Regions from separate parts of the Homo sapiens genome. Here region 2 is linked to region 1. Evidence: read pairs that join two places in POLR2A ChIA-PET (ENCODE). Cell type or tissue: OCI-LY7. All regions are shown on one strand. Each heading gives the region's core, and the rest is flanking DNA. Links, peaks and the distances in the headings are about the cores only. Region 1 has its middle 1.9 kb from the start of SMPDL3B. Region 2 overlaps PPP1R8 (protein phosphatase 1 regulatory subunit 8).

Region 1 (2,809 bases), core at 284-2,783:
CAGGCGCCCGCCACCACGCCCGGCTATTTTTTTGTATTTTTAGTAGAGACGGGGTTTCACTGTGTTAGCCAGGATGGTCTCGATCTCCTGACCTTGTGATCCACCCGTCTCGGCCTCCCAAAGTGCTGGGATTACAGGCATGAGCCACCGCGCCCGGCCCTATTTAAACAACTTTTAAAATTTTTTATTATTTTAACTTTTATTTATTTATGTATTTTTTTAGAGAAGTGTCTCAGGCTGGGTGCAGTGGCTCATGTCTGTAATCCCAGCACTTTGGTAGGCTAAGGCAGGAGGATCGCTTGAGCCCAGGAGTTTGAGGCCATCCTGAGCAACATAGTGAAACACCATCTCTACAAAAAATAAAAAAATTAGCTGGGCATGGTAATACATGTCTATAGTCCAGCTACTTGGGAGGCTGAGGCAGGAGGATCCCTTGAGCCTGGGAGGTAGAAGTTGCAGTAAGCCAAGATTGCATCATTGCATTCCAGCCTGGGTGATAGAGCAAGACTCTGTCTCAAAAAAAAAAAAAAAAAAAAAAAAGAAGGGGGTTGTCTCACTCTGCCACCCAGGCTAGAGTGCAGTGGCAAGATAATAATAGCTCACTGCAGCCTCGAGCTCCTGGACTCAAGCTATCTTCCTATCTTCCTGCTTCAACCTCTGGAATAGCTGGAACTATAGGCACTCGCTACCTCACCTGGCTTTTTTTTTTTTTTTTTTTAGAAACAGCATCTCACTACATTACTCAGGCTGGTCCCAAACTCCTGGCTTCAAGTGATCCTCCCACCTCAGCCTCCCAAAGCACTGGGCTGACAGGTGTGAGCTATCATACCTGGCCCTCACTGTATGATGTTAAATTCCAGTGATCATATCATCTTGAACGTAAACAGTATTTATCTCTAAAAGGTAAGGATTCTCTTTTTCTTTCTTTCTTTTTTTTTTTTTTTTTGAGATGGAGTTTCACTCTTGTTGCCCAGGCTGGAGTGCAATGGCAGGATCTCGGCTCACCGCAAAATCGGCCTCCCGGGTTCAAGTGATTATCCTGTCTCTGCCTCCCGAGTAGCTGGTATTACAGGCATGCGCCACCACACCTGGCTAATTTTGTATTTTTAGTAGAGATGGGGTTTCTCCATATTGGTCAGGCTGGTCTCAAACTCCCAACCTCAGGTGATCTGCCCAACTTGGCCTCCCAAAGTGCTGGGATTACAGGCGTGAGCCACTGCACCCGGCTAGGACTCTCTTTTTCTAACACATTATCAGATCTAAAAAAAAAAATAGTAATTCCACCAGGCGTGGTGGCTCACACCTGTAATCCCAGCTACTTGGGAGGCTGAGGCAGGAGAATCACTTGAACCCGGGAGGCGGAGCTTGCAGTGAGCCGAGATAGTGCCACTGCACTCTAGCCTGGGCGACAGAGCGAGACTCCACCTCAAAAAAAAAAAGAAAGAAAAAGAAAAACAGTAATTCCTTACTTCCACCAGGCAGATATGTGGTCAGTTTCCCTGATGTCACCAAATTTCCCTGATGTCTCTTTTTTTTTTTTTTTTTTTTTACAGCGGGTTCTTTCAAATCAGGGTCCAAACAAGGTCCACACATTGCATTTGGTAGATGTGTCTCTTAAGTCTCCCTTAATTTGTAGCTCTCCTGCCCTCTCCCCATTTTTTCCTTGTTCTTTGTCCTGTGAATTTCCCACATTCTGGAGGATTTGGCTGATTCCTTTCTGGTGGTGTCATTTAACATATTCCTCTGTCCCCCATATTTCCTGTAAACTGATAGTTACAGCCAAGGGTTTGATGACATTCAGGTTTGACTTTTGGGGAAGAAGACTTCTCAGGTGGTCTTGGGTCTTTCCTGTTGTTTTGCATGGCAAAGCACGTAAGATATGGTTGTCCCACCAGCTTAACCTTAATTTACAAGTAGGAGTTAGCAGGAAAAGGAGAAAGCTGGGGAGGAGGGTATCCCAGGCAGAAGGAGCTGAATCATCCCAGAGAGCTGAGTTGGGTGATATTGGGCTTGGGGTGCTAAGCCTGGGGAAGCAGGCAGGAGCCAGGTTGTGCTCAGCTGTTTGAGCTGAGAGCTGTGGGGAGCTATGGCAGAGACACAACCTAATTTGCATTTTAGAAAGATGCACTGGCTCTGTGGAAGATGGATTTTTGGGGAAACCAGCAAGCAAGGAGGCTAAGGCAGGGAAGTTGTCATAGTCCTTTCTGTGCTGTTATAACAGAATACCTGAGACTGAGTATTTAATAAAGAGCAGAAGTGTATTGGCTCACAGTTCTGCAGGCTGGAAAGTGTAAGATCAAGGCACCAGCAGGCTGGGTGTCTGGTAAGGCCATTCGCTTCTTCCAAGATGATGCCTTGCATGCTGCATCCTCTGGAGAGGAGAAAGGCTGAGTCCTCACATGGCATGTCTTGGCAAAGGGCCAAGACAAAAGAAGACCAAACTTGCCCTTTTGTAACAGCATTACTCCCACTCATGAGAGTGGAGCCCTGATGGCCCAATCACCTTCTAAAGGTCCAACCTCCCAATACCTCCATAATGGTAACCAATTATAACACCAGCTTTAGAGCGAACAAGCATTTAAACCATAGCAGAAGTCTTGGTGAAAAGCTGTAAGGGGCTACGCTTAGGAACTGGTAACTAGTAGTAGGGAGGAACTGAAGAGGCTGTGGCTGGGTAATTGGTTGAGTAGTTCCTGTTCTAACTGTATTTTTTTTTTTTTTTTTTTTGAGACGGAGTCTGGCTCTGTCCCCCAGGCTGGAGTGCAGTGGTGCCATCTCGGCTCACTGCAAGCTCCGCCTCCCGGGTTCA
Region 2 (2,809 bases), core at 297-2,796, 92 kb after region 1:
TTGAGATGAAAAAGGACAACTGGCTGCTTCCTTCCTAGTAGCTTTCTCCTTCAAAATTAAGGACACTGCTAGTGCACTTAATTTTTGGCGTTAATATTTTGTCATGCCCCATCCTGTGTCTGGCCCCAATTCTATTCATAACTATCTCAATAATTAACTTGGCCTTAGCTCTGTTGCTTGCCTCTTCCCAATCCACTGAAATTATTCCTTTCTGGTACAAACCACAAGTTTGAGATATTCTAAATGTCTTAAGAATGAAGATCCAGGGAGTACCTAACATACTGAACTAAAAGCCATGGAAGTATAGCAGCAGCCTGGATAAGGTGGCCTAAAGGGGAAATGGGCAACAGCAAGGTCCCTGGCTATGAAGCCACTTCTTCAAAACAAAACGACTTCTTAATTGTAAAATTTCTCTTTTTTTTTTTTTTTTTTGAGACGGAGTTTCGCTCTTGTTGCCCAGGCTGGAGTGCAACTGCGCGATCTTGGCTCACCACAACCTCCACCTCCCAGGTGCAAGTGACTCTCCTGCCTCAGCCTCCTGAGTAGCTGGGATTACAGGCATGCACCACCACACCCAGCTAATTTTTTGTATTTTTAGTAGAGATGGGGTTTCTCCATGTTGGCCAGGCTGGTCTCGAACTCCTGACCTCAGGTGATCCGCCCACCTCGGCCTCCCGAAGTGCTGGGGTTACAAACATGAGCCACTGTGCCCGGCCTAAGTTGTACAATTTCTATCGTGCTTTTCTTCCTAAGAGCCAGGAAACTGCCTTGGTGTACAGGAATAGTAAATGCAGGTGGGTGGTTAAGGACATGATTGCATTTGGTCTATTTGAACAGACCAATCACACCAGTGCAGTGACAGCTATGTAAAGGACTATAGCCACACCAAACTACTGGGGTCAGTTTCAAAAAAGGAAAACTTCTAGCACCTTAAAATTAAATCTTATAAAATTCATGGCCCTCAGGACAGCGAGGCCCATGGAAGAACAAAAGCAGTCTGGCTCTATTCAGAAGATTCCTGGACTGTTCAGATAGCACCAAAAAAAGCTACATGAATGAATGAAAATGTCAGTCTCTCTAAGCCAGTGCTGTCTGACAGAACTTTCTGTGAGGATGAAAACATTCTCTCTTTGCACTAGCCAACATAGCAGCCACTAGCCATATGTGACTACATAATACTTGAAATATTGTTAGTGGCTACCATATTGGACAGCATTAGCTCTAAGCAGTCAAGGGACAGAGAAATGTAGCTTCCAGTCTTAGCTTCTAACAGCCAGTGAAGGTGCACAAAACAGCTCAAGGAGACTAGTGGCTGGGACTCAGCCTCCTTGTTAGGCCTGGTGATACACAACCAAATCCATACAATGTGGCTCTCCGAGAGCTGTCACAGCTGGCCACACCAGATTGCCAAAGGCCCATTACTGGACTCAAGAGAACCCCCTGCTGCTAAGTCACTGGCATTTCCAGCTACATAGAACAGCTGTATACTCCAAAAACCAGGGTCCCCAAAGACAAAACAATGACATAAACAGGGAATTACATCAAGCTCAGTTTCCTCCTCTGGAAGCCCCAGTAAGCCCTTGAGTTCATCATCCTCTCCACCCATCTTCTCATCTCCTTTCACAGCCGATGGCAATGTCTGAGGCTTCTCGCGCAGAGTGTATGCCCTTGTGGATGCGCCAAATGAGACCGTGGAATCGATGGGAATTTGCTGAGGCTTGTGAGGTTCCAACCGAATGTGACCCAAGAAAGTGCCGTGTGCTGGGAATAACCAAATCAGAAACGTAAGGGGGAAAACAAAAACAACCTGAGTTTTAGAAGGAAGAGTATGATCGCCAACTCTCTTATCAGGTCAGCTTCCCCCCAGCACATCAGTTTTGCTTTTTTGTCTGTTTTTAATTTATTTTAAAAATGCCATAGTCAGGATCATGGTCAGAAACTCCAGCTTTTTAAAAAATGAAAATGGCACTGGGTCCACCACATCCATCATGTGTTACAGTGAGAAGGAAACTCCCTCACTGAGCCTTGAATCTCCTCGGTGGGTTTCTTATATCCTCAGACCTGTTGTTCCCCCAGATAACAAATACCACTGACCGTTCTCTGCTGCCATACAGGCTTGGCTCCATTCTGGGTCAAATAAGAATGGCTCCAACCCAGCAGAAGCCACGCCTCCCAAAGCAGGAGCTGGACATCACTGTAGTTTTCCCTCTCCAGCTCCAAGTCAAAAGAATATAGAAATTGCTGGCCTGGTGGCAGTTATGCTTAGGTTTTCCCCAGGACAAGAAAGAGCTTGGCTGAAACAGGTGCAATATCAATGCCAAAGCAAGCCAAAATCCTACTATAGATTCTGAATATTTTCCCCTGTTGGCATTCTGCATGTTATAAAATGGGAGAGAAAAGATAAGTATTTGCGAGACAAAGCTCTCCAAGACCCTTATATAAGCAGATTAGGGTGATGTGTGAGTGTATGTTTCTGCGTATGGTAGTAGGAGAGTGGTGGAGTCCAACATGATATGCCCAGGAAGCAGGACCCTTTACATTTTACACTGTATTCACACACGGGCAAAATGAACAAACTTCAGGGCCCCATGCAGTTAAATCTCAATTGCATTTCTGTGGATTATCTTAGGCGAAGTTTAAACTCTTATTAATTGGTGTATGCTTATGGATACTTCAATTAATTAATACTTATGGAGTATTTTATTTTTATTTTTTTGAGGTAGGGCTTGCTTCGTCACCCAGACTGGAGTACAGTCATGCGATAATGGCTCGCTGCAACCTCCACCTCCTGGGCTCAAACGATCCTCCC

Evidence for each region. Peaks named below come from ENCODE experiments on the same cell type or tissue, not always from the same donor. Only the 100,000 strongest peaks of a DNase experiment are listed, where the experiment ranks them.
Region 2: POLR2A ChIA-PET joins it to region 1 with 6 read pairs; 8 of 35 experiments call an interaction of 5 or more read pairs at or near these places.

What each region holds. Positions count from the first base shown.
Region 1 is chr1:27,931,684-27,934,492 of GRCh38, reverse strand. No RefSeq gene overlaps it. Among named protein-coding and RNA genes, the nearest start is that of SMPDL3B, 1.9 kb to the left of the region's middle. In OCI-LY7, for the core only: no CTCF peak of the experiment used is centred there; no DNase peak of the experiment used is centred there.
Region 2 is chr1:27,839,966-27,842,774 of GRCh38, reverse strand. PPP1R8 (protein phosphatase 1 regulatory subunit 8) reads right to left here. Exons shown (of 7, transcript NM_014110.5): 4 at 1,541-1,761. Among named protein-coding and RNA genes, the nearest start is that of PPP1R8, 11 kb to the right of the region's middle. In OCI-LY7, for the core only: no CTCF peak of the experiment used is centred there; no DNase peak of the experiment used is centred there.